Linked DNA regions of Homo sapiens: regions 1 and 3 are each linked to region 2. A link is an interaction called in ENCODE POLR2A ChIA-PET data of the cell type or tissue named here. Cell type or tissue: PC-3. All regions are shown on one strand. Region 1 has its middle 300 kb from the start of NR5A2. Region 2 has its middle 170 kb from the start of NR5A2. Region 3 has its middle 250 kb from the start of NR5A2.

What was found. ChIA-PET counts read pairs that join two places held together with the same protein. Peaks named below come from ENCODE experiments on the same cell type or tissue, not always from the same donor. Only the 100,000 strongest peaks of a DNase experiment are listed, where the experiment ranks them.
Region 1: POLR2A ChIA-PET joins it to region 2 with 10 read pairs; 3 of 35 experiments call an interaction of 5 or more read pairs at or near these places.
Region 3: POLR2A ChIA-PET joins it to region 2 with 11 read pairs; 3 of 35 experiments call an interaction of 5 or more read pairs at or near these places.

Annotation. Positions count from the first base shown.
Region 1 is chr1:199,724,080-199,732,079 of GRCh38, reverse strand. No RefSeq gene overlaps it. Among named protein-coding and RNA genes, the nearest start is that of NR5A2, 300 kb to the left of the region's middle. In PC-3, no CTCF peak of the experiment used is centred here; no DNase peak of the experiment used is centred here.
Region 2 is chr1:199,855,152-199,863,151 of GRCh38, reverse strand. No RefSeq gene overlaps it. Among named protein-coding and RNA genes, the nearest start is that of NR5A2, 170 kb to the left of the region's middle. RefSeq lists a silencer at 5,837-6,131. In PC-3, no CTCF peak of the experiment used is centred here; DNase peaks (open chromatin) are centred at 3,511 and 7,401; H3K27ac peaks cover 353 bases; H3K27me3 peaks cover 296 bases.
Region 3 is chr1:199,778,074-199,786,073 of GRCh38, reverse strand. No RefSeq gene overlaps it. Among named protein-coding and RNA genes, the nearest start is that of NR5A2, 250 kb to the left of the region's middle. In PC-3, no CTCF peak of the experiment used is centred here; DNase peaks (open chromatin) are centred at 1,693 and 4,933.

The sequences.
Region 1 (8,000 bases), 130 kb after region 2:
ATTTAAGTCTTTAATCCATCTCGAATTAATATTTGTATAAGGTGTAAGGAAGGGATCCAGCTTCAGCTTTCTACATATGGCTAGCCAGTTTTCCCAGCACCATTTATTAGATAGGGAATCCTTTCCCCATTTCTTGTTTTTGTCAGGTTTGTCAAAGATCAGATACTTGTAGATGTGTGGTATTATTTCTGAGGGCTCTGTTTTGTTCCATTGGTCTAGATCTCTGTTTTGGTACCAGTACCATGCTGTTTTGGTTACTGTAGCCTTGTAGTATAGTTTGAAGTCAGGTAGCATGATGCCTCCAGCTTTGTTCTTTTGGCTTAGGATTGTCTTAGCAATGCGGGCTCTTTTTCGGTTCCATATGAACTTTAAAGTAGTTTTTTCCAATTCTGTGAAGAAAGTCATTGGTAGCTTGATGGGGATGGCATTGAATCTATAAATTACCTTGGGCAGTATGGCCATTTTCACGGTATTGATTCTTCCTATCCATGAGCATGGAATGTTCTTCCATTTGTTTGTGTCCTCTTTTATTTCATTGAGCAGTGGTTTGTAGTTCTCCTTGAAGAGGTCCTTCACATCCCTTGTAAGTTGGATTCCTAGGTATTTTATTCTCTTTGAAGCAATTGTGAATGGGAGTTCACTCATGATTTGGCTCTCTGTTTGTCTGTTATTGGTGTATAGGAATGCTTGTGATTTTTGCACATTGATTTTGTATCCTGAGACTTCGCTGAAGTTGCTTATCAGCTTAAGGAGATTTTGGGCTGAGACAATGGGGTTTTCTAAATATACAATCATGTCGTCTGCAAACAGGGACAATTTGACTTCCTCTTTTCCTAATTGAATACCCTTTATTTCTTTCTCCTGCCTGATTGCCCTTGATGTTCATTTTAGAGATTAAGAAATCAAACTCCATCTGTGGAAAGATGGTAGATTGAATACATGCATCTAATTTTATTTCTTTTGAAACCTCAGTGAAAAATACAATAAAGAGATTTGTAAAAAATATAACCAACAAGATGGAGGGATGAGAGTAGGCAGAGTCTGTGTGAATGTTACAAAGCAAACAGATGAGGGACAACTGACTTACACCAGAGGAAGCCAAATCTTACTCAAAATATGGAAGCTCAGACCCAGTTACAGGTAGAATTCCCAAAAGGCTCAGAAATGCTCAGTGCTGGGTATAAGGTGGAAATAACAGGGCGTAGAGAGCTAAAGTAAGAATTTACTGAACACTGTTTAAGAAGTAGATTCGAAGATGCCTTTTTCTGCCCTTTGCTGCTGGGTAACTGTTCATTTTCAACTCCCAGAATTCTAGTAGTCCAGGTGTCACCCCTCAGGCAGGAGGTTGGAAGAGTCTTTGCTGGAGAACCAGAGCAGCCCCAGAGGAAAGACCTAAAGATCCTACGTAACAGGGTGTCTCCAAAATGGACCAGCAAATCACTCCAGAGTAAAGCTCATAAATGACAAGTGGCACCCACCGAACAGTGCTTATTAAGTCTCCACACTTTTTTTTTAACCTTATTTTCCTCTGAAAATTGCATAACAGTATAGAATACATATTATAAGTAAACAGCTGAAACAATTATAAAACAAACAATTATCAGAAAGTTGCCAGCATTCTAAAGCTCCCTGCGTGTTCCTTCCTAATCCCAATACATTCCTTTCCACTAAAGGAAACCAGTGATTCCAACTTTTATAGTACTTGCTTATTTGCTTTTCTTTGCCAACTAAATGAGGATGCCTAAATACTGATATATATGTTAATTAGTTTGATTTAACCATCCCACAATGAATACTTATTTTAAAATGTCATGTATACCATAAATATATGCCATTTTTGTCAATGTAAAAATAATTTTTCAAAGCCTTATAAAGTAATCATAGGAAGGCAGTGTGGTATTAGAGCAAGGATAGACAAAACAAAACAACAACTGATTCAGTGTTACCTGCCTTTGGACTTTTTATAAATGGACTCATAAAGTATGAATTATTTTGTGTTTAAATTTTGTTATGTGATTTACTCATATATATTGTTAGTAATAACTGAAGTTTGTACATTATTATTGCTGTATAGTATTCTAATATTTACATGAGTATCCCACGATTTATTTATCCATTCTACTCTTGGATAGTGGATGCTGGAGTTGCTTCTAGTTTGGGGCTATTAAGAAAAATGTTGAGTGACATGTTTGCTCAATCTTCTGTTGCATATATATGCACATGCATTTCTTTAGGGCATGGGTTGGCAAGCTTTTTCTGTAGAGGGCCCCAGAGAGTAAATATTTTAGACTTTGCAGGTCCTATGGCTTTTTTTGTTACAACTACCCAAATTTGTGAAGAAGCACCCATACCTAAGGGAATAGGCAAGGCTGTTCCAATAAAACTTTATTTACTAAAACAGGTTGTAGACTGGATTTGACTTGAGGGCTTTAGTTTGCTAACTCTTATTTTAGGGAATCTGCTAGGAATGGAATTGTTGATTATAAAGTAAGTATATTTTCAATAAAACCAAGCTGGTTTTCAAAGTACCACAAACAAAGTATGAGATTAATTATTGCTCTGTATCTTCTACTTCAACTCTTGGTATTGTCAGCCATTTTAATTTTAGCCATTCTGGTGGACCTGTAGTATTATCTTATTGTTGTTTTAAGTCTCAAATCAGTGATCAGTTTTGAAGTTTTCATGTCAATTGACCAGTAGGATATTTTTTCTTTTGAGCAGTACCTGACAAGGGGTTTTTTTTTTTTTTTTTGGTGGAGGTTTGAGGGGAGAATTTTTCTATTAGGTTGTCTGTTATTTTCTTATTAATTTATAAAATTTGTTTAAATATTCTGGATAGGAACTTTTAAAAGTTATTCATGTTATAAATACCTTCTCCAACTTTGTGGCATGTTTTTACACTCTTTTACTGTTTTTTTTTAAATGAATAAATGTTCTTTATTTAATTGGTGTCATTTATTAAATTTTCTTTAATACTGGTATTTTTGTGTTCTATTTAAAATAAATATTTCTCTGCTCTAACATCTTGAAAATATTCTACATTTCGTTTTATATATGTTTTGCCCTTCATATTCATGTCTGGAATCCATTTGAAATCACTTTTTAAAAATATATGATTAGCTGTTAAGTTAGCTGTCAAGTTTTAATTGTTTTCCATAAGAATACCTAATTGACCCAGCACCATGAATTGAAGACATCGTTCTTTCCATGCTGCTCTGCAATGCTAATTTTATAATAAATTAAGCAGCTATAGCATATGTGTTAGTCTGTCTCTGGTTTCTCTTGTCTGTTTCATTTTTTTTTTTTTTTTGGCTATCCTTGCTCTAATATCACACTGCCTTCATATTATTACTTTATAAGTCTTTGAAAAATTATTTTTTAAGTTGACAAATAAAAATAGTGTGTATTTATGATATACAACACGACATTTTAAAATATGTATTCATTGTGGGATGGTTAAATTAAGCTAATTAACATATGTAACCTCACATGCTTATTATTTATTTTATGGTGAGAATGCTTAAAAAAATCTACTGTCTCAGCAATTTTTAAGAATACAGTACATTATTATTAACGATGGTCACCATGTTTGTATCCTTCTCAAAATTCATATGTTGGAACCTAATACCTAGTGTGATAGTAGTAAGAGGTAGGGCCTTTGGGAGGTGATTAATTTGGCTCCATTAAGCACTATTAATATATAATACAATATTTTATTAATAATTAATGTGAATTCCCTGGCACTTTAGGCCTGTCTTGTGCATGAGCAGAGCAGCCTTCCAGTGTCGGAGGGATGCCATCAGGCATGAAGATGTGACAGGCACTGGCAGTTGGAAGTCAGAAAACACTGAGAGGCCCAAGGAACATGAGAGGGGACACGACAGTATCTGCTACACTGTACATGCATTAAGGAGGGCAGTTCACTTGTGGTCAGGAGTTCGAGACCAGCTGGGCCAACATGGTGAAACCCCATCTCTACTGAAACTGCAAAAATTAGCTGGGCATGGTGATGTACACCTGTAACCCCACTCAAGAGGCTGAGGTAGGAGAATTGCTTGAATCCGGGAGGTGGAGGTTGCAGTGAGCTGATGTTGTGCCAATACACTCCAGCCTGGGCGATGGAGAGAGACTCTTTCTCAAAAAAAAAAGTCACTTAATATCTTTCATTTGTTTTAATAAATAAAATAATTATTAATAAACAATAATTAATATTAATAATTCTGACTAATAATTTTCCTGAGCATAGAAATTTTTCCTCAAATTCTATTTTTTGTATCTTTTTCTGTTTGTTTTATTCTCTATTGGTAACACTAATTATGTATAATTTATCTCTTCTGTCTCTCATAGTGATTGTTTCTCTCCATTTTTTAAAAATGATGTCTTTATTTCCATCTGATTTTGCACACTTAAGGAATATTTGGTGGCCAGGTATGGTGGCTCACCCAGCACTTTGGGAGGCTGAGGCAGGCGGATCACCTGAGGTCGGGAGTTCGAGATCAGCCTGGCCAACGTGGCGAAACCCCATCTCTACTAAAAATGAAAAATTAGCTGGGCATGGTGGTGCATGCCTGTGGTCCCAGCTACTTGGGAGGCTGAGCCAGGAGAATTGCTTGAACCCAGGAGGAGGAGGTTGCAGTGAGCCAAGATCGTGCCACTGCACTCCAGCCTGGGCGACAGCAAGACTCCATCTCAAAAAAAACATTTGGTACCCCACTACCCCTACCGTGTTCTATGCGGTGCATATTCTTCTACCTTTTGTTTCCATCATGACTTTCATTTACGTGATGAATGTTTTCCTTCCAATTTTTCCTGAGTGCTCTAAGTGCTCATCTTTCGTCTTCTCTATGTGTCTTTTCTGAACCCTGCTTTAGTTCTTGTTTTCCAGAAGTATTTTTTTTCTTTTGTTCTTAGTGAATAGAAATACATTGGGTCTCAATTTTCATCTGTGACATGGCAACATTTTTCTGATGTATTTTCTTTCTTCACTATTTATTTTTTCTGCTCCTTTTTTACCTTTTTTTTTCTTGTATTATCTGTGTGGAGATATTACTATGGTCTGAATGTTGGTGTCCCTCCCAAAATTCATATGTTGGAACCTAATACCTAGTGTGATAGTATTAACAGGGAGGGCCTTTGGGAAGTGATTAAGTCAAGGGGGCTCCACCCTGATAAATGGGATTAATACCCTTATAAAAAAAGGCTGAAGAGAGCCATCATTCGAGCAGTGAGTGAGCCCTCACCAGACACTGAATCCACCAATGCCTTCATCTTGGACTTTTCACACTCCAGAACTGTGAGCAATAAATTCTGTTGTTTGTACATTACCAGTCTAAGATATTTTTGTTATAGCAGGCTGAAAGGACAAAGACAGATCTTTGCCTGTCCCATTCTTATCATTAATCTTTAAATGAAAATAATTCTTCCTGATCCAACTCTTTTTAGATTTGTGGGGAACGTTCTGGGGCAGTGTCCTAAGCTAGTAGTACTCTCCGTGGTTCTTAAGAAAGTTTCTTATGGCACAAGTGTATGTGGTTGAGTGAGTTCTTAAACTGATTTCCCCACCATTGAAGGAGATCTACACTTACATGGAGGCTCTCTATAAAGAGTACCTCACCTCATACCCTATCTAGTGGCAGGTGCCCTTCAGCAAAGAAAAGCATCTATGTGTTCCTTGTTCAGCTCCACACTCTCAGCTTCTTCGCATTGCCAAATTGATCCTAAGAGGTTCTCTATACCAGTCCCCCCAAATTCTCATTCAAAGACAGGGCTTATTGGATTAACCCTTCAGCTTAGATCACCTACTTTGAGCACTAGGTTCTATAGGCTTTCTTTGACATCTGCAGCCACAGATATCTTCTCTTGGTGTCTTCCCACATACATGATAGATCCTTGCTGACTTTCCTCATGTATTGTGGTTTGGGGATATGGCAGCTCATAGTTTTACCAATGATGGAATTTACATTTCAGTTTCTCATTTTTGGTATTGTTTTAAGATGATTGCTGAGAGAAGGGAGCATAAATGTCTTTTTCCTGCTATCTTAAAGATACAAGTTGATAGTTTATTGGAAGAGAAGTCTTCCTCTTGCCTCTCTGCTTCTCACAAATATTTTGTCTCTGCTGTAGGCCAGCACTGTCCAGTATAGCATGTATGATGATGAAGGTGTTCTATATCTGTGCTGATCGATACAAGTAGCCAATAGCCACAAGTGACTATTGAACACTTGGAATGTGGCTGGTGTGGCTGAGGACCACATTTTAAAATTTATCCAAGTTAATTTACTTAAAATTAAATTTAACTAGCCTAAATCTAGTTCTTTAGGTCTCCCTAAAGATATATATATTTAGAAGGCATATTCCTTCCTAGGTTTTATTTTTTTCTCCTGCTTGTCATATCCCTTCCCTGAGGCAAAGAGCACAGAGCCCAAACTGCTTGGAGGTAAAAGAAAAACTGCTGGGGAAAAAACATAAGCCAATAGCTCAGAAATCTTATTCCCTATTAGTTGGTGTCTGATTTGCCTTCTTAGATGGCACTAAAGTCCAGTGATTAGTTGGAGGCATCCAGCAGCTTTTCTGGATACAGATGCCCAGCACCTTTTAGCCTCAGCTGTCACATTTGGTACCTAAGGCAAATACTACTGCAGTGATCTTTGGAATTTCTAATCATTTACGATGAAAACAGCTCATGGCTGGGCTGCTAAGTCCAAAGGAACACAATGATAAGGGAGAGACAAGATATAAGTCAAGTGTGTCCTCATTCCCAGGGAGCAGATGGCCAGCAAAGCCATGCATTGGCCACTATCTGTATCTGTAGTATCTTCTTGAAACTTTCACTTTTCTTCTTTGTGGTCCGGCTTCCTCTCAGACTCTAAGAATGTGCCATGTTCCTGCTCACTACAGGACTTTTGCAGATCTTGTTCTCTGTATCTGGAAATCCCCACCACTCCTTTGTCATCTTTTACTTTTAACTCCTACTCATTGTTGACATCGTGACTATCACTTCTTCAGGGAAGCCTATTTTGGTTCCTTAGTCCAGGTCAGTTACACCTTAATAAATAAAGTGGCTTAGATGTCTGCCCCAGGTATTTGAAAGTTGGCTGCAGATGGGAACACATCTGAATCTCTCCAGGAGCTGAGGATACTCCCAGGATATGGAGCTCCCACTGTCCATCTCTAAGATGCATTGATATATTGGGTTTATCATTTTACGGTGCTTGAATGAATGGATTCTGGCTTCAAAGTGCTTGTCTAAAAGCATAGGATAAAATTTCCTATTTCCATCCTATGCTGTACACTATTACCCAGCTGTAAACATATTAAATAAATTCTCCTCTCATGCAGTATAAAACACTGAACATTCTAGGTGATTTGAAACTGAACTCATAGACTCTTTAGTCATAGTATAAAAAAAGAATAAATATTTTTATTCATAGAACTCACAGAGAAGGAACATTGCTTTAGATTTAGATATTTTCTAGAAATGCAGGCTGGAATAATAGAGTCATGGCACAGTTTTCTCCAAGGAGGAAAGGTAGCGCTTTTACTTAATGAGTAAGGTTATTTCCTAGTTTGCTTGGCCTACAAAGTATGTTCATTGTTCTCTGCCAATTTAGTGCTTTGCTATTCATGGAGATAGGCCTGGATAGTGGCTGAACAGAAAGCAGGGCAGTAAAGAAAAGGGAAAATAAGAGAGTAAGATTGGCTTAGGATAGAGTGAAGAAAGCCCCTAAGACTAATTTTCTCAATGTAATAGAGCTTGTAAAAGCAATTTCTCCCTTTCAAAAGCTACACTGATTATGCTGAGTCAGGTGAATTCTAGGTTAATATCTAAGCCATTTTGTATTGTTGTCTGCAGTGCTTATAGAATTATTCATTGACAAAGGCAACTTACTGACTACATAACGTGACTTCTTTGAGTTTCCCAATATATCTGGAGTGAGTTGTTCATTAGCAACTATAGTGTGAAAGGCCAAATGTTACTCCCCAATTGGAGTTAACTCAGG
Region 2 (8,000 bases):
TCCTTTGTGCTAGGTACTTTCATATTCCCATTTAATTTTATTTAAAAAATTCTATACTACAAAGTAGTATTCTTTATACCATAAAAAATTAGGAAACCAAGGCTCTGAGAGGTTAAGCAGAGGGCCCAGTGTATCTCAGCTAGAGGTGATGGAGCTGGTGTTTGAACTTGGTCTCTGGACTCCCAGTACCTGGCTTTTTACATTATCTTACTCTGCAGGAGATAAAAGTGCTTGTAACATTAAGCCACACCATGCCTCGGTTTCCTAGTGCACTGTAGGCATAGGGACCTGGCCATTCTGCTGTGGCTACTCCTGGAGTACATGTATCTCAGTTGCCTGTCTCATTTCATGAGAGCTTTATAACAAGTAAATGTAAGCTATGTTAAGTAAAAATAAGAGGCTATACACATGAGTTTGAGAAATTGCTGATATATTTAAGGTTTAAGAAATTTAGGACTAAAACTCAAAAATTATTCCATTGCTTAAAACTTAATATGCTATAAGGAATCTTGATCCAGATTCTTCTGGGTTAGCATGCATATCAAAAGAAATGCCTGATTATAATAAATCAACTTTTGATTAATATAGCAAAAATTGAAGCTCAATTTTCAATGTGTATGCAGAGTTACTAATTAATATACACACTAAAAAATAGCACATTTAAAAAAATAGCACGAGCCATGTAATCTTGATTTTTTAATATTTCAATGTGGAAAATTATTTTTCACATTTCTTTTTCTGCAGAGATTTTCAAATATTATGCATCATTTTAGACTTAGTTATTGTATATGGATTAAGATCTTTTGTTTTCTTCTTGAGACCGGGTTCCACTGTAGCACTCAGGCTGGAATGCAGTGGCAAGATCTTGGCTCACTGCAATCTCTGCCTCCTGGGCTCAAATGATCCTCCCACCTCAGCCTCTGAGTAGCTGGGACTACAGGCGTGAGTCACCACACCCAGCTATTTTTTGTAGAGAGAGGGTCTTACTATGTTACCCAGGCTTGTCTTAAACTCCTGAGCTCAAGTCAGCAACCCACCTTGGCCTCCCAAAATGCTGGGATTACAGGTGTGAACCACCATGCCTGGCCAAGATCTTAACTTATGGATAAATTCTTAACTTTATCTGACAAAATTGGTTTGCCAGAATGCTCATTGGTGATATTTAATGAGGGTTTACTGTGTATGCATATGCTTACTATGCATATGCTTTGTGTGAATTGTCTTTCTGAATCCTTCCCAACCCATGATGTATTTGGTGTAATTATGCCCATTTTACAGACGAGAAAACCAAAAGGCCATCAGGCTGGCAAAGAGGGGTGTGTGACATGGAACCCAGTATTTTGACTGAAGTCCATGTTCTTATATGTGCTGTGTATCTATAACATCACTGTGCAAGAAGTTAATACTCAAAAAATACTGCACATAAAAACATTACCCCAAAAAGGATAACAGTGGGAAATAGGCTAATATTCACTCCTACATCTCATCCTCTCCCAGGGCAGTGTTGGCTCATGTTCTTTTTAATTCTTGGCATTCTCCTTGAGGTTTTCTGCCCCATGGGTATTGTATAAAGACCTCCTCCAACTAGAATATTGCTGGGGTGGCATTCTGCTTTGTGTAATGCCAAAGTGAAGGTTTCTATGAAGCAGATGCATGCTTTTTTGGGAGAGACCACGATTTCTCCTGAAAGAATGCCACTGGTGGGTGACTACATGGATTCTTTGTCCCCTCTGTTGTGCCCCACTTTGGGAGAGAAGCAAGGATGGGTCTGTCAACCAGGGAAGAGGAGGCGACAGCGGCACAGTCTCTGGAAAAGTGTTGCTGATAGCCTATGGTGTGGAGAAGGGCAGGTTTGGGGAGTATCAGGAGTAGAGGGAAGGAAACAGGCTATCATATTTCTATAGAAGCAAAATGAGCAGCAGGGCTGACAGCCTTTGGCAGCAGGAAATCAGACATTATTTCTGGAGAGAACTTCCTGTCCCTAATGGGTAAACTTATCCACTTCTCACATTTCCCCACTTGTACTAGGGGCTTCCTAAGAAATAAATACTCTTTTTTTTCCTTTTCTTTTCTTTTCCTTTTTTTTTTTTTTTTTTTTTTTGAGACTGAGATCACTGTTGCCCAGGCTAGAGTGCAATGGCATGATCTCAGCTCACTGCAATCTTCATCTCCTGGGTTCAAGTGGTTCTCCTGCCTTAGCCTCTCAAGTAGCTGGGACTACAGGCATGTGCCATCACGCCTTGCTAATTTTTGTTATTTTTAGTAGAGTCAGGGTTTTATCATGTTGGCCAGGCTGGTCTCAAACTCCTGACCTCAGGTGATCTGCCTGCCTTGGCCTCCCAAAGTGCTGGGATCACAGGCGTGAGCCATCGTGCCCGGCCGGAAATACTCTTGTGTGTGGCTCCCTGTCTTTCCATTCGGTCAGGGGTCTGTGATAGAAGTGACTCCCCAGGAAGTCTTTTGGGGAACTCACAGGACAGAAGTGGGCGTTATCTTTGGTGGGCTTCTCTCCCCACCTCTCACCCCCACCCCATTGGTTTGTCTTTGAGATAACCAATTTTTATTGGGCATTGACTTTTAGGGCTGAATTGGGTCTTTCAAAGTTCACAAACACTACCCACCTCACCAACCTAACCACCTGCTAACCTTTCTGGAAATTTCCAGGCAAGTGGCTGAACCAAAGCAGGGAGTGTAGTACAAAGGCAAGATGGAAGCACAAGGCATCATGTTTCATGTATTAAAACCAACTCCTTGGCCAGGTGCGGTGGCTCATGCCTGTAATCCCAGCATTTTGGGAGGCCGAGGAGGGCGGGTCACCTGAGATCAGGAGTTCGAGACCAGCCTGGCTAACATGATGAAACCCTATCTCTACTAAAAAAAAAAAAAAAAAAAAAAAAATTAGCCAGGCATGGTGGCAGGTGCCTGTAATCCCAGCTACTCAGGAAGCTGAGGCAGGAGCATCACTTGAACCTGGGAGGCAGAGGTTGCAGTGAGCCGAGATCGCATCAGTGCATTCCAGCCTGGATGACAGAATGAGACTCCATCTTAATAAAAAACAAAAACAAAACAAAACAAAAACAACTCCTTGAAATCACATTTAAATATTAAGGTATTATTATATAACCACAAAATTTGCCTTTTAGATGGAATATGAAACCTCATCTATTCTTTGCAAATGTATTAACCTCACTCTTCTTTGTTTTAAACCATTTCTCCTCAGTCTTTCATACAGACAGATGGTCTCAGTTATGTACAGTAGCTTCTAGCCTCTGTGTTGCTATGCAACAAAATGCATCCTATCTGCGTCCTTTCTCTGTTATATCCCATTTCCGTTCAACTCAAAATAACTAGCCGAGTGCTTCAACATGCTACTTCCTCCTTTCTACAGAGTTGAATACCTATCAAGTATCTTCCTGGGCTTCCTATCTCTTCCTGTTACAGTCTTGAAAAAATGTGTTTGCTCCAATTTGATTTTCCTCATCACTTCCTATTTACATCAACCCACTCAGAGCTAAGGCAGGCAAAACATACATCAGTGAGTCATGCAGCTGTTGGCCCATAGGAAAAAGAAATGTGTCAGCCAATTGAGTGATATTTGAAACTAAAATTTTTTTTATTGTTGTCAGATGTGGGGTTCCTGTTTTTCCTTTTTGTCATGGCTTTGTTTCTCAACAGATACTAGAATGTACAAAAAATTAAACATAAAAGTAACTTTTCTCATTTTGGGGTTTAAGAAAGAGGGTAATAATCTTGCAAAAAGAGGGTAAATTCTTGCAAAATAAGAGGCAAGCAGAGGACATGTAAATGTCCTGAATTTTGTAGATAGAAGCTTGGAATTTAAAGATTAAAAAGTCCTTAAACAGAAACAAAAATACATCTTTTAAAAGACCGTATGTCATGTTGCAGTTTTTTTCTCTCTCGCTTGTTTAATCCTTAGGACATTAGACTCATTTATGGATTCTTCCAAAACTCATTTCATGCCCCTTTAATTCATGTCATTTTTCTTATCCCTAGTGGTCACAAATCTCAAATAATTAGATTAAGGTTGCCCCAACTAAGAAACCAGTGAATGTGGAATGGGGGAGATGGTAACATTGAGGTTAGAGTGGTTGCAGAAAATATGTTCATCACTCCTTGCTCTTCAGTGATCAAATTCCAATTTCTGAAGAAAAATCTAATGTCAAGTGGAAAAGAATGCATGTATTTGAAAATCCAAAGAATCTATGTAATTCACATTGGTGTTTTATTTCTTGATTTAAAAAATGAAGGTGCTGGAACATTGCATGATTTGAGATGAAGTATAAATCACTCAGTAGAATTTTGATGCTGTACAGTTATTATAAACTCAACAAAAAGTTTTAATTGCCTTAAATTTGTGCGAAATGTTCTTTAGAGGTAGGCACATTTGTTTTCTTTCCTCAGACGTTTTGGTTTCTCAGTCAAGTGTTCTCTGTGGAGTTGTAAATTTTCTTTCATGGCTGGGGTGGACGGATTTTACTTCCATGGTTAGTGTTTTCACACCTGATTTTGCTAAACTTGTGTTGGCCTCTTACCTGAGAAAGGTCCCTACAGCATACTCTAATGATGATCAGAACAGGTGGTCCTTGTGGCCAGCTTCCCTACCACACTGTTTCTTTGGAAACTCAGCACTGGGAATTGTTGCAAGAGCAGAAGAGAAGCTAAGTAATGTTGAGGATCCGAGTTTAGTGGCACTACTCGTTTGAGGTTACTGTAGTCTCTTGATACTGACAGGACCTTATCAGTACACAACGCCACAACACCATAGTACCCTTTGAATACTCTGACTATATTCTGTGTCTAAGCCAAAACGAAGTCAGGCAGCAATGTCAGATTGGACCCAATGGCAGCCAGGCTTTGGGGTGGAACTATGTGTGTGCCTTTGGCTTAGATGGTCCTGTCTGTCTGTGTTTACAGGGGGATTCTGAAGTCATTTTTTAGGCAGGTGCTGGTGTTCTTTATTTGGTCACATAAAAAATAAAAGGAGATGAAAGATTGGTAATGTGGATGTGTTAAATTTATAGATATGTGTATGTATATATGTGTTTGTGTGTATATGTGTATGTATACATGTATGTGTGTGTTATATATATGGAGAAATAGATATTAAAAATTATAAAAACCACTCAAAACAATTTTAGGTCATTCCTTCAACATGTGTATTAAATACCCCTTTACATTTCATATTTATTTTATCTGTGATTTTAAGTTAGATAAAATAACTTTTTTCTACTAGATATTGAAAATATTTTGCTGGGTACAGTAGCTCATGCCTGTAATCCTAGCATTTTGGGAGGCCAAGGTGGGTGGATTGCTTGAGACCAGCCTGGGCAACATAGTGAGATCTTGTCTCCAAAAGAAGTACAAAAATTAGCCAGGCGTGGTGGTGCATGCCTGTACTTCACTACTCAGGAGGCTGAGGTGGGAGGATCACCTGAGGCTGAGAGGTTGAGGCTGCAATCAGCCATATTTGTGCTACTGCATTCCAGCTTGGGTGATAAGTGTGAGACCCTATCTCAAATACCTATATTTAAAAATATGTTTAAAGAGTTGTAGTATTGTAAATTTCATCAGATCTCCAGATCTTTTTTATCTTGTGTTTTAGAGAGTCTCCTGTCCTCTGATTTATATCATACCCAGGAAAAATAAATAATAGATTCGAACAAAAAAGAAACTCATTTTTTGAACTTCCTCTGTTTTGTGGGCTCAGAAACATTCTGTCCACCCTTCGTTTCCTGTAGAATATTTCGTCATATCACTTTAAACCATGAGTCTTCAAAATTCCTTTCCATCTTGAACATAGTGTGTATTCTAAGCTAGATAGTGAGGCCACAGAGGACAAGTCACATATCTCCCTTGAGTCAAAGGCAGCATCCAGGGCGTGTGAGGGGAGCAGTCAGGAGCAGGAATGCATTGACTTGGGGTAAAGCAACCTAAACAATGTTGACCTTTCAACACAGCAGTGGTGACTGGGTATAATGGTTTATCTCTAAAATCCATGGAAGCCTGCATAAAATTAATGTCAGGGAGAATTTTGTTTTCCATTTAAATACATTTTGTTATTAATACTAGAGTAAATCATATTCATCATAGAATTTTTTAAAAAAAGCAATAGGGTGGGAAATACACCCCATATATTGTGGGAAACAACCACCATTAACATTGTGGTATATTTTTTTCCCTCTCATTTTCCCTCCTTTGGATTATGATTGGTTTTCTAGCAGTTTTCCGTACTTATCATGAATGGGTTCTCATGTCATTAAATACTTTAAATTCTGATGGCTAATAACTGCATATTTATTCCATACATAAGTAACTTTGGTTATTTGTCCAAAGGGTAACTTCTTTTGATTTTTAAAAATAGTTGCAAATTTTATTATGATATAGTGCAAAATTTTGAGCAAGGCATGCTTTGTATCAGGTGTCTACTTACTTCTTTCTAATATCTCCTCTTATGCTGACATACAACACAACCAGTACCTTCATGGGTAGCCTCTTCATGCTCACCTCTTCCAGAACCATGTGAAACTTGAAAATCAAGCCTTTCCCCTGAACTCATCTGAACCTTTTATCTCAGGAATTTCCTCAGAAAGTCTACTGTTTCCTGGATATTTGCATTTCAAAAAAGATACTGAAAATGTAGAGAAGTGAATTTCTCATCGAATTTCATTTAGTGTGTCCTCAGCATATGTGTTATATCCGTTGGAGGGAATGTACTACTCTGTCAATATTTGTGGGCCGTAATTGTTTCCCAATTATTTCATAATTTTGAGGATTGTCTCCTTAGTAACACTGTCAGTTCCTTTAGTGAAGGTCCTGGGGGGAAAACTTTTTTTATTCCTGCTCAAAGCTTAGCACAATTCTCGGCATATTGCAAATAGTAATGATGATGATACTTTTAAAAGAAGCTTACTTAATTTTAATGGTTAGTAGGAACCTCAAATCTGAGATCACAGACTATGGTTAGTTGTAGCAATGAAGGAATGATTCTTCTAACAATACTCCCAGGGCAGAAATCACTAGAGGCTGGCCAGAGGAGAAATATCAGGCACATTTGCCTATTGAACCAGAGGTTTGGTGACATGAAGCAGAATGATTAGGCTTATGTTTAGGGTTAAAACATTTTGAGTACATTAAGTAAATTTTGAGATAATGGACCTCAGAGTGACAATGTTATCAGAATTTCTAATTATCTTGGTGTTCCTTTCTGTTGAACCATGCCCAGCCAAACAGATAATCCTGGTCGTCAGAATTACATTTCCATAAATGGAAGATGAATAATTCTCTCTTTTAAGTAACAGAGATAGGATTAAGCCCTGAGGTTGCATGCCTTTGCCACGACTGTTCCGCTCTCTAAAATATTCTTTGTCTCTTCTGACAAATTCTTAGTCATTCTACGAAATCCAATTCAAATATTCCTTTAAACACTTACTGATGCCCCTAGGCAACCTCTGTATAACCCAAGACTTCCTCTTTAGTGCTTTCACAGCATTCTTACTGTGAAATATCTATATCATTACTTATCATAAATATGTGAATCATTGGATATTTATGATCTCTAATGATCATATTGTAGCCATTATACTGGCACTGAATATCCTTGTGCCCTTACTCTCCTATGAATTGGGCAAGTATAGGGGCCATATTCTATTTTGCTTTGCATTTCAGACATTTAATCACAATCTTGTTCATAATAAGTACACAACAAATTTTATCAAGTGAATAAATGATGTTTCACAACTCATGTTGCAAGTTATTGACAATGCCAATAAAACCAAGAACAATGGTAGGTTTTATTATGCTGTCTTTCTTTGGCTATCTTGACCAAAATACACAAACAAAGTGGGGTTTTTAGCCTCAGCCTATGACATCTACAAGGCTCTGGTTTTCTTGGTTTCCATTCTTTGCCTTAGGTTCCACCTCTTAAACGATAGGGGTCTATTTTCTGTGTTCCTGAACACACTGAGCACATTCCAAGCACA
Region 3 (8,000 bases), 77 kb after region 2:
GTTTTGCCTATTCTGATCTGCATAGAAATAAAATCACACAATATGTACTCTTGAGTAAGGCTTCTTTCACCCAGCATCATGTTTTTGAGATTTGCCCATGTAGTGTGCATCAGTAGTTTCTTTCTTTTGATTGCTGAATAGTATTTAATTTTATAAATATACCACAAAATGTTTAGCTATTTACCTGTTGAGGAGCACTTGAGATGTTTCCAATGTTTGGCTATTATAAATAAAGCAGCTATGGACATTCTATTATCTGTCTTACCATGGACATGTGTCTTCCCCCACCCTCCTCTACTCCCTTTTTTCTGTCCTCTCCCTCCAATCCCCATCTCTACAGTAACCACTCAGGAGTGGAATCAGCCAGGTTTGGGAAGCATTTTACTAGTTTATGTTATTTGGAAAATATTGGTTATCATATTGACTACCTATTTAGGTTTGTTCTAGGGTACAAATCTAGACGGATTTTAGTTTTCCTCTTGGCTTCTTCTCATTTTGTTCTGAGAACTCACAGGATCCAAATCCTCTCTAAAGTGTTGGAACCAGTCTAGGATACTCTGCATCCCTAGAACATGCTTAGAATAATTCCTCATTGTATTCTGGATGTAAGACATCTCTGATAGGATCTTTCTCAGAGTCAAATTATACGATGTGGGTGAATGTGGCATTGACTTATTTTTCCATTCACTGAGCATGTATTTAGTAGATGCTGTATACTTTTCCTGAAAATACAAAGATGTATAAAATGTGGCCCCTGCTTTCAAAGACCTCATAGACTTGTGGGGAAACAGACGAGACAAATGGCCATTTTGATACAATGTGATAAATATTTTGGAAGATGTAAGTATAAGGTTCTGTGGGAGCACACCTTAAAAATGCACTTGACCCAAAGTGGAGGGCATCACACAAGACTTTCCAGGGGATATGAAGACTAAATCATGTTGGGAATGGACCCAGGGGCAGTTAAATAGGCAGGCAGGAGAGGGAAGTATGTTGTGGTTATAAGGGCTATGGTGAAGTGCAGCAGGAAGGAGATTGGAAGTAGCTGGGAAAGATAGTCAGTGGTGATAGGTGAGGCTAGAGAGAAGGTGGGAGGCTGATGGTGATGAGCTTTTAGATTACGTTGAAGGGTTTACTCTATATTATACAAAGCTTCTGTGCACCTATATGTATATACGTGAGAAATAGATCACAGACTGTCAGTTATTTCTGTGTCTATTTTGATAAACTGAAAAGAGCCCCAGTTTAGTGCCTTGAGCAATTTATTCTTCAAATAAGGTTCTCAAAGAGGGTAAGGCATCCACTTGGTGATGCTGGGTGAGATTTTCTTTAAAAAAAGAAAAAAAGAAAATGACTCACTATCAGGCCATATTTGAAGGGAAATTTCAGAATCTTTGCTAGAACTGGATAACTGCTGACCCTAGCATCCTTAAATTAACCTCCCAGGAAATGCAAGATTTATAAGTTGTGGGCTTTTTTTTTTCTTTTGAAATAGGTCTTAATAATTCAAAGAACTTTTTAATGATTTTAAAAGTGCATGTTAAGTACTTGATGGATTGGATCAATTCAGTCTTTGTAGTGCTGTGTGTTGACATCCTCCTCTCTACATATGGAAATTCGACAGATGTACAGAAATGCTACACAGGACGGGATGTTTCTTTATGGCATTTCCTTGTGCATCTCATTGGAGAAAAGAAATGTGTATATGTACTTTATAGTGAGTCATTAACTATAAAAACAAGCTTATTCACAAACCTGCTTTGATCTGTATTTCCTGTGATTTATCTTTGCTGTCTTAGCATGTACTGAATTCCTGATTGTTATTAACTCCCCAAATATTTTACATCATTCCAGATAATCAATGCTTATCACAGTCAATACAGATGTTACAAGATCCTAGAAGAAAGATGGTGTCAGCATAATAACATTTTAATTATTATAGCATGTGTTTTCAACTGTATCTTTTGTTTATGGCATCAGCTAACAAAGCTACTGTAACATCTGGTTCATAGAAAGTATTAAAATGATTGAACATGTAAATCATAGCTTTCCCCACCAAAGACTTAAAGTAATAGTGTGTAACTGCTTGAAGGTACTAATGCTTGTTTAATTAATTTAAATCATGCTGGTAAGACTATATTTTCACTTTCTGTTCCCCTGAACTTGCACTCTCTGCAGGGTTACTCAACTGTTAATGTAAAACAAATTTGCTTGTGGATGGTTTAATGATATGAGATATTTGATTTGAACTAACATATCAGTTTTGTTAATGAAATCACAAGTTGGGCTGTTGTAAGGGAAACAACTTTCTTGTTTGGCAAAATTCTGTTTGGTTTGTAAATTTTATTTACAAGCATTATACACTTACTTTTGTCTATACTGAAATGTAAAATCCTGGAAAGTGCTGTGAAATGTGGGATACATACTTTTCAAACTCTTTCCCATGTATTTCACAGCCACTACTCCTGCAGAGTTGGAAACTACATTTTGGAGAAAGAATGAGCGGGATCAGATTGCTGGTGCAGCATTGTCTAGCTTTTCCTCAGTAATATCTCACCACTTCCTTTGTAAATGGCACAGTTCTGCCAACATGTGTTCACATTCACTCTGCTTATTGGAAGAACTGTGGTTTCATGTCAAGGGGTTGCACCAAAGGCAACGGCACAAAAGTTATACTGGATGGAGGGTGCAACAGCTGGATCAGCCACATGCACTTCGGTCAACTCATCTTCACCTGAAAACTAGATGCACAGGGAGGGTGAGAACTTGTTCATGGTTAAAAGTGAAAGGTCTTTTTTCTCCTGCTTTTTACATGAATGTTTGCTCTGATACAATAAAATGCCCTTGCTTCTTCCCAGGTGTGAGACTAGGCAAATTGCAAACTACGTTGTCATGAAATAAGAGATATCACAGAGACTCAGTATTTTTTAATAAAATACTAGAGGAAGTATCTGGTAATATCAAAGCTGATGATGGTTATAATGGAAGGAGGCCTGTGATTCCAAAAATCTTTTTTTTTTTTTGGATCTGCTGAAATGAGGGCTTATGGTGGAAAAAGAAAGGAGGGAACTCTAGCACTGAGAAAGATTATCAGATATGTTCTACTTTCTTGGGCTCTACTCTCCAAGGGCCTACACTCTCTTAACCAAGCAAGTTTGTAGAGATTTTTCTTTTTTCAGCTCAAGATACTGAATATGCTGGGCATTCTCACAAGGACTAGTGCAAGAAGATCTGGGGTCAGTGAAGAGTATCATATGGGGTCTCAATTTTAAAGAAAGGGTAGAGAATATAAATCAGCACTAGCTGCTTCCTCATGAGAACATTTTGTTACGGTAATGCAAGGAAGTCTGTGAAATGCTAAATGCCATGGAGGCAGGTGGTAGCCTCTTAAAGTCTTAATGAAAGCTTGAGAATTTTATCTAATTCATGTCATTGACTTAAAGTAAAACTAAACAAAAACCATTCTGGAAAAAATGGGTATAGCATTTACTTAGAATTCTATCTAATTCATATCATTGACTTAAAGTAAAACTAAAAAAAAAAATTCTGGAAAAAATGGGTATAGAATTTACTTAATTAAAAAAAAAAAGGCAAAATCCTTCAGAGAAGCAATAACACTCTCCACGTTCTTCCCAGCAGGACATCGTGTTTATTAAAACATCATCGTCACTTAATTCCTTTGATTATCTTATAAGTATTACATGATAATTTCACTTTTAGGAGTTTGCCATCTTTAAAATTTTGTTTTTAGTTTCAATACCTTTAGAGGTACAAGTGGTTTTTGGTTACATGGATGAATTGTATAGTGATGAAGTCTGAGATTTTAGTTCACCCATCACACGAGAAGTGTACATTGTGCCCAATATGTAGTTTTTTATCCCTCACATCCCCCCCTCTTCTCAGTCTCCAACATCCATCATACCACTCTGTATGCCTTTGTGAACCCATATTTCAGCTCCCACTTATAAGTGAGAACATATGGTATTTGGTTTTCCATACCTGAATTACTTCACTTAGAATAATGTCCTCCAGCTCCATCCAGGTTGCTGCAAAAGACAACATTGCATTCTTTTTTATGGCTGAGTAGTATTCCAGGGTGTCTATATACCACATTTTCTTTATGTTGTCATCGGTTGATGGACACTTAGTTTGGCTCCATATCTTTGCAATTATGAATTGTGCTATGATAAAATACGTGTACAGGTGTCTTTTTGATATAATGGTTTCTTTTCCTTTGGGTAGATAACCAGTAGTGGGATCGCTGGATCAAATGGTAGATCTACTTTGAGTTCTTTGAGAAATCCCCATACTGTTTCCATAGAGGTTATACTAATTTACATTCCCACCAGTAGTGTATAAGTTTTCCTTTTTCACCACATCCATGCCAACATCTATTGTTTTTTGACTTTTTAATAATTGGCCAACTTTTAAATCACTTGTTTGTTCAACTTTTGAGTTTCCACAGATGAACAGATAAACAGATAATTATGATAAAATGTGGAAGTAAAAGAGGTAGGCATGAGATATCACTGAGAGTTAGAGGTCAGGTGTCTAAACCAGTTTGGAGCAGAAGTCTCAAGGAAATCTTCCTGGGAGATTGTTGGTTTTGCTGGAGGACAAATGGATTAAGGGGTGAAAAGAAATAAGGCTGCTTTTGTGGGCATGGGCATATCACAGCGTATGAGCTTTTCTAATGACATCCATTTATAGAGATTTTTCTAGACATAAAACTAAAATGCAAGTACATTTTAAGGATTATATACATATTACAATGAAAGGAAAAAGTTTTGATTATTTGACAGAATTGAAATTCAAATATATAAGGTAACTGAAAGGTTATTTTGGTATTAATCTTCATTTTGTAGAACAACATTGCTGTATACCATTTAGAGTGTTACTCACTGCTTCTGTTTATATTAGAAAAGTGGTTCAACAATCAAAGGAATCCAGGGTGTGTGAGTCATTTTTTTTTTCTTTTTTAAAAATGTAGCTATGCTTGGAGAATCAATTAAAAAAAATCAATGTATGTAAAAATGCTGTTTTTCTTCAACACGTATTTTGAACCAGTTATGAGAATTTACTAAATTTTTATTATTTTTAATTATGTTTATTTTGGAATTAATACTACATTAGTACTTGGGGCAATTTTTAAAAAATGAATAATAGTATTAATGATAAATTCATTGAAAATGATTTATTTTAATTAATTTAAAATAATTACGATTTCATTTATTAAAGTTAGATCCTCCAGGGCATGAATCCCAAATACACAAACTAGTTTCTTCCAAATACTAAATGTGCATTATTGAACTATTTCTTAATTTAAACTTTTCTCTAACTCAAATGTACCATTCAATTTATTAATACTTTGTTCATTTCTCTTGAGCTCCAGGCCTCAAGCAGTCCTCCTGCCTCAGCTTCTCAAAGTGCTGGGATTACAGGCATGAGCCACTGTGGCCTGGCTAGAAAGAGGTATTTTCTAAAATATAAACACCCTCACTCAATCATCACTCAAATACCCTCACTCAATTGGTTATTTAATTAAATTTATTTAATTGTTAAACCATTTCTGAAATTCCTTTTGAAAAAACCGTAGTGTTAATGGGTATCCAAAGGTGTTACTGAAGTAAACGTTTCTGTAGTCATATACATGTGGGAAACCCTGGGATAAACAAGTTTTCTTTTTGTAGAATTTTCCATAGTTTTAAAAATGCAAATGTGCATTGTGAAACTATAAGCGGAGACTATACTAGGCATTAGTTTCTAAGCTTATTCAACCATGGAAATTATTGGTCTAGTTCCTTTGTCATCACAGACGATTGAAATTATGGTCTATTTTCATGGATCTGGAAGAATAAGCAGGGGATATAGAATAGGAGACAATTCTGAATAAGAAGCGAGGGAAAAGTACTCAAATTCTCTAGAGTATATAAAACCAGAATAAGCATTCAACTGTTTTATTCCCAAATCTTTTAAATCCTGCTTTTCTTAATGATTTTATATTGTAATATAATGATATGCTTGTTTATACATATTTGAAGCAGAATAAAAAAATGCTTAATAAATGATCAATCCAGTGTGCTGTTATCCAAAATAGAAGCTTTACATTAGGATATATGCACATACATGTATACACATATATGCATACATTATGAATTATGAATAATTTGGATTAATATAACATTTTTGCCTGTAGTTTTCATATCAAAGATATGTGTTTTTTTTTGTTTTTTATTTTTTGTTTTTTTTGAGACAGAGTCTCATTCTGTCGCCCAGGCTGGATTGTGTGATCTCGGCTCACTGCACCCTCTGCCTCCTGGGTTCAAGTGATTCTCCTGTCTCAGCCTCCCAAGTAGCTAGGACTATAGGCATGCACCACCATGCCCAGCTAATTTTTGTATTTTTAGTGGAGACAAGGTTTCACTATGTTGGCCAGGCTGGTCTCGAACTCCTGACCTCAAGTGATCTGCCCACCTTGGCCTCCCAAAGTGCTGGGATTATAGGCATGAGCCACTTGGGCCAGCTCAAAGATATCTTTATTCCCCGTTTCTGGGCCTGGTTTCTCCTCTCTTTCCCTGTCTGGTGACAGTAAGTATCTTCAACTGTTTAGAATACCAAAGGATTGAAAAATAATTTAGAAAATATGGGATTTCAATTCTTAAGCTTTGGTTTGTTAAATGGAAAGAAAGTTCCAAACAGCCAGTCATTTTCATCAAGTGCATACTGCTGACCCAGAAGCTAGTGGTTATACATGTTGAAAAAATCCCAAGACGTTCAGCTAACCATGGCAGCGTTGACTTTGTATTTTTGCATTAGATCACAACTTTTTTTCAGAGTAGCTTAGAGTTGAACTTTTGTTTTGAACAATCAATAGATATGTCAGTTCCCAAATTCCGTTATTTGCTTCCTAGTGCAAAGAAATAATTATTTTATGGTGGCATACTTTCATGATTTTTGTTCGCTCCATCTTTATGGTTAGTTAGGGATAAAACCATTTCTTATCACTTAAAATGCCACATGTATCTAACAATCTCAACTGTTTTTCTTTGACATTGTGAAATAAAACCCATATTTTTTGGAATTACACACCAAACTATTATAAGAGTGAAGTGTTAGAAATCAATTCAAATGTTAAATACAAAGGACATCCTTGGCTCATTAAGTAAAAATATCTCATTTAATGAGCAGGAAGGCACTGGAGCACACTGAACCCTGACACAAAGCAAATTATTTAAGTGATAAATTATATTTTATGGGGAGTGTAAAAGTTAATAATACTCAGGGGCATGGTAATAAATGCAGAGGTGTAACCAACTTCATTGACTGCTTTACTTACAAACATGCCATATGTACTTAGTTACTTGAGCTGATCATAAAAACACAGAACAGAAACCATAGAGAGATTCATACAGCTACCTTAGTACAATTATTTTTCAGTGCATCTTTTACATAGTATTTTAAGAGATTGTCTTTTTGTTTTCTCTCCTTTCTGTCATTTGCAACATTCTGCTTCCTTCATTTTTGTTTTCATTTTTGGTCAAGTGTTTGACCTTGTAGCAGTTAAAGCTGCAGTCTGCGCCTTATCTCTCAGCAAGCCTCATAAAATCAGCCATGCGTTCATCCTCTCTGATGCCCCACAAATGACCTCAGACCTCACTTCAAGAGGACCAACATGTCCTGTGAAGAAATGGGCGGGTTAGCTTTTGTGTTGGCACCTCCCTAGCTCTGTTTCTTTTCTTTTTTTTTTTTTGAGACGGAGTCTCACTGTCACCAGGCTGGAGTGCAGTGGCATGATCTCGGCTCACTGCAACCTCTGCCTCCTGGGTTCAAGCGATTCTCCTGCCTCAGTCTCCCAAGTAGCTGGGATTACAGGCGTGCACCACCACGCCCGGCTAATTTTTGTATTTTTAATAGAGACGGGGTTTTGCCATGTTGTCCAGGCTGGTCTTGAACTCCTGACCTCAGGTGATCTGCCTGCTTTGGCCTCCCAAAATGCTGGG